Regions from separate parts of the Mus musculus genome. Here region 2 is linked to region 1. A link is a loop called in an ENCODE intact Hi-C map of the cell type or tissue named here. Cell type or tissue: left cerebral cortex. All regions are shown on one strand.

Region 1 (2,500 bases):
GAGAAATACCACGGCTATCACCCTCCCTGTCACAGTGATGAAGAGCACTGGCAGGAATTAGGAAGACTCTGGGTCTTAGTTCTCACCGTTTCAGTTCTGACTCCTTGGTATATCCATGGTATATGCCATGGAATATCAAGGCATTTCATAGTCCTCAGCTTCCTCTTCTACAAAATGAGGCTAACGGGGTCGACTGTGTAGAACAGCTGTACAACCCACCTGCAGTGATGCAGTAAGAATGGTTGGCGTTCACCTGGCCTACAGAAAATGGTCAGATGTGAGCTCTTAACACTGATAGCGATAACTGCATTGTCTTTCCTCTGTGTGTGTGTGTGTGTATGTGTGTGTAATGAAATGTCATGTAAATGAAAAGCGCTTAACTATCAGTTAGCCACATGTTTGAAATAGCAGGTTGGTGTTTCCCACAGGGATGTACCTGGTCTGCCCTGATTATAGATGCTGTCTCCCTGCCAGAAAAGAGAGCCTGACTTTCTGCCTCTCGTTGTTCTAAATAAGACATTTTCCTTCTCTGGGAGCCTTTCCCTGGAGCTGAGGCACGGCATTGGCCTTGTGGCCTGCACTAGCACTGTGACCACCACACAATCACATCATGCCAGGCACCAGGCTGACTGGTACACACCAGCGCCCAGGCAGATCCCTGCTCCTGCATTTACATAGCTCTAACTCTGTTGTTTGGAACAATTCGATTTCCCAGCTCCTGTGGCTGTGGGTAGCTGGGGTTCTCTGGAAAAGATGGAGAAAATCATGAAGTAGTTTATTTGGCATGAGTCTCCAAAACATAACCACTTTTCCTTGTGGAAACTGAGTCAGGCATTTCCTCTCCCAAGGCTAGGGTGTGACGTGTGCTGAGAAGGAAACAACCGGCTATGCCTCAAGGAAATGCCTGACAGGCATTTGCTTTCCTCGCACGTCCTCCCTCAGTGGGTAAGCTGCTCTGAGGATGCGGTCACATCAAATCTCTCTCCCTGCTCTAAGCATTTCTTTTTCTGGGGTGTGGAGCAGCTCTTCAGGGAAGAAAAGCAATTTGATGTCAGGGGCTCCTTTGAGCCTTGGGAATTAGGCCTCAGAACCTTGGAATTGGAGCTCAGCTGCTGCTAGAAAATACACTGTGAATGTTTTATTCAGTAATGCATATATAACATTGAGCAGAATCCAAATACATAAATCACTTATACAATAGCTGTTAAGAGCTACCTGCCAGCATTTCAGAACGCACTGCTGGACTCACTTCCAAGGTCCTTTACTGCCATCTGCTGGCCAAAAGTTTGTTTTATGTTGGTGAATTCTTTAGTAATTCTTCATAAATCAGGATTTTCTGAGGCAAAAATTTCCCCCAATAAATGGACAACTGCCTTGTTTTTTGTTTTTTAAGATTGCAGACACCATAGCACTCTAGAAGTATGACAGAGGCAGTTTCTCCTTTCTGGCTTGATTCTCACTGTGTGCTTTTCTGAGCCGCCTAGACCAAGGCCCCATCAGCCTGCATCTCAAGATCAAAGCTATGCTCAAAGTATCTTTAAAATGGGTCCTGCTGTTGTTACAGTCAGCCTTTCAATAATGTTGGCCTACTACCACCAATATATTACATCAATGAGATCAGAATCCTGAACATCACCAGCAAAACCTACTTAAACCAGCCCCCAAAAGTCTGCTTGAAGTGTAAGTTCTAGACCCTTCAGTGTAGGCACTGAAGGCCTTAGTGCACTAACAGATGTCTTTTGAGTCTCTTGAAGTCTGTCAGTGTGAACATGAAGTGGGAACATGCTGGTCTTTTCTGCCCTGAAACAATGCGTGGGGCATCTCAGCTCCTTGGAGGTCCATGAAATGCTGAGCAGGAAATACCTAGAATGAGTAGACCATGGTGAACCATGCAGAACAGGATCAGGGGGTGCTGTAGAAGATAGCACTGACCTGCAGACTGTGAGATATGGGGGCTGGGGAGGGCAAGATGCCTAGGGACTCTATAGTGAATAAAGACTGTGTAAAACAGAAGATGACTGAACTGCTATTGTGTAGTATACCCTTAAAATCTGGGTGTGGCTATAGTCCCAAAGAGGTGTAACACTATCTTTTGATACAAAGAATGTTATTTTTCAAATTTAAAGGAGAAAACGTTTAAACGTGGCTTTTTATTTTCTCCATAAACAGTTGAAGAAAGTGTGGAATGGAAGAGTAGTAGAAGTTAAAATAACAAATGTAAGGTAGACTCTTATCTCAAGGATCGTGAATACCCATTATTGTTGTATAATAAACAACCTGTCTGATGGTGGATTGCAGTAAGAATCTTCATTTTATACCATACTCTACTTCTCCAGGTCAGAAATCCAAACATGGCTGAAATACAAATACAATGATCAGGGACCCAAAAGCTGAGCCCCAAGTCCTCTTATTCAATTGTCAGACAACTGGTGCTGGCTGGCAGCTGGGGGCCAGGCCAGGGATTTCAGCCAGACCACAAGTGGGAGCTCTCCCTGTAGCC
Region 2 (2,500 bases), 250 kb before region 1:
TTTTCTAATCATGTAGCTATACTTCCCAATGTTTAGTCTTGGCTGATAGATACATCACCTTATCTGTATGTTCTTTATAATCCCCCCCCAACTCCCAAAAGCACCACAAGATGAAAACCATATACTTACTCCCACCCTTCAACACTTCAAAAATTCCAACTTGTTTTATTTCAGAATGTTAACTATTCATCCAGGTACTAGGTGCTTAAGGATATTAAAAAATAAATACCTATTGTCAAGGAGCTCTTAAAAAGGGAGTTTAAAAATTTTTTAATCACATCAGAAGGTAAAGTACAGTTGCTATCACAGAGGATTGTGGGAACAATCCATTCAACAATTTTAACAAGTTAGGAGGAGGACGTGTTAAACAGCCACCATTTGTCAATGAAAAGTCAGTCATCTGTAGACAGCACCAGGGGCTGATCCCAGGGGTCAAGCATCTAGTGGCTATGGTGGCATTGCCACCCAATACCCATGCCCCTAACCATGGGGCCATTGGAAGGCAGAGATGGCAATACAGTCTCTGGAGTGAGAACACACACACAATAACTTGGAAATGGAGAGCATGTTCCTTGTCTGTTGGAAGAAACTGAGACACTAGGCTACCCACACTTGTGAGCATGTGCAGATGAGAGTCAGGAGGGGGACCCAGAGCCTTTATGGAAAACTAGATGCTTGAACTTTATCTGGAAGTCAGGGATCTCCATGAGCATTCTTGATATTACACCTGAAAGCTGTTCAAAAGTAAGCAAGACTTTTACTAAGCCAAGCAGAGAAACTGCCCCTCAAATCCCTCTCTTTGCTGTGTGCTGGAAGCACATCCAGGAAAAAGAGGAATGGAGAATCCCTGCTCTCCCACTGACCCATCAGGCACTAACAAAACTGCCCAGGAGGGAGCACACCCTCCAGACACCTGTCAGTGCTACCTGTCAGGTTCTTCATTCAACGGCTTCTCTAGCCATACCCTTCATTCATGAGTACTTAAGTACTACTAAAAACCCTCCAAATGCTCTAAGAATGCACGAGAGATGGAAAAGAAAGTTCAATTGTTTGCACTCTAATGTATCTCAAAAACCTGGGAGAGTACACAGTAGGTACATAAACAATACTCCTTTGGAGAATTACATGGAGGTGACTGTTATCTGAGCAGGTAGCAATCCTAATTATCACCTCTAATTATTCCTTTTGTAACTGAGAAACTGGACTGTGGTGCTGTAAAGTGTCCTCTGAGATCCCTGCAGTTGTGGACAGTGTTAGTGGGCGTAACTGTTTCCACAACTCCTGATTCTACACAGTGCTCCTTCTTCAATTCATATTACTTCTCTGGTACTTTCAGTGTCCTATAATTAAGAGCAATGAAATTAGAAAGAAGGAGCTTATAGAGCTCCAAAGGTTTTTATTCTAAAAATGCTTAGAGGCAGCACTACATGCAACATGAAGGCAGTAAAAGTAAACAGGGAAGATGGGTGAACCCACCTGATTTGGGGTCAATGAAATGAAAGCTGCGCACTCTGTTTGACAATGCTGCTGTTCAGGATTTCAGAGGTTACCTCTATTACTCTGCTTGAAATTGTTCAGTAAGACACATCAGACATTCCTCGACTAACACTCTCACAGTCTGGCCTTCCCTGCTGGCTCCCTGGAGACTAACACATACCCAAGCTTCAAAAATTCTCCCTTGGCACTAGAAGTGTATATATTTTGAAAGGCAATAAATAGAGGTTTGTGTCATCTTTGGAGCAGCTTTTTGGAATCTTCTGCAAAGATTTAAAAATCAAAAAGCTGCTTGGTAACCATCTGCAGGATAAGGAACAAGGAACAAGCAAGCGGTCCCTGAAACAGCTCTGAATGACGACAGGGATGACAAGGAAGGGAACCTCTTGGCAGTGGTGATACTGTTTATAAACAAACTGCAAAGCCTATGTCTGCACTGTGCACTGTGGACACTGTGGGGAAGGGTCAAGAAAAGAACTAACAAGACCCTTGCACTGTAGCACTACAGTATCATAAAAAGGAGGCTGGAACCAGAGACACTAGTTGTCATTTCAGTGTTGATGCTCATACAGAAGAGAGGGAGGCAGAATGGTGGTGACACATAGGGTCTTCTGACTGCCATCTGCCAACCTAGCAGAAAGAAGGCCTAACAAAAATGCTATGCAGGGGAACACCACATGCCAAGGGGATAGTGGTCTCCTGAGGCTCTGCAGCAGTCAAGCCAGAGTCCCGCAGACTGGAGCACTGACAAGGACCTGCAAGAAGGGAGAATGCAGATATCATGCACAGCACAGCACCATCAGGAAACCATCCCCTGAAAAACAAACCTTTATAGTTGTACAGCAGTGTGAACAGCTGGAAATGAAGCAAGGTTAATCAGGATGTGAGGCTTAGTTGATGGCTTAGACAACAAAAAAAATCATGTCCTTAAGTCCAAGGAATAAACGGTAAATGTATTCATTCCAAATGGGACTAACATGAGCTGAATCTACGTATGTGACCAGAA

What was found. Hi-C counts contacts between places; a loop is a spot of excess contacts. Peaks named below come from ENCODE experiments on the same cell type or tissue, not always from the same donor. Only the 100,000 strongest peaks of a DNase experiment are listed, where the experiment ranks them.
Region 2: it touches region 1 in a loop (2.7-fold over the local background); 18 of 42 quality-filtered maps call a loop at or near these places.

Annotation. Positions count from the first base shown.
Region 1 is chr13:36,018,195-36,020,694 of GRCm38, reverse strand. The region is part of intron 2 of Lyrm4 (LYR motif containing 4); the gene reads left to right. Among named protein-coding and RNA genes, the nearest start is that of Ppp1r3g, 52 kb to the right of the region's middle. In left cerebral cortex, a CTCF peak has its summit at 1,276 (motif pointing left); DNase peaks (open chromatin) are centred at 46 and 1,225; H3K27ac peaks cover 1,000 bases.
Region 2 is chr13:36,264,811-36,267,310 of GRCm38, reverse strand. The region is part of intron 4 of Fars2 (phenylalanine-tRNA synthetase 2 (mitochondrial)); the gene reads right to left. Among named protein-coding and RNA genes, the nearest start is that of Gm40912, 58 kb to the right of the region's middle. In left cerebral cortex, a CTCF peak has its summit at 1,554; a DNase peak (open chromatin) is centred at 1,657; H3K27ac peaks cover 615 bases.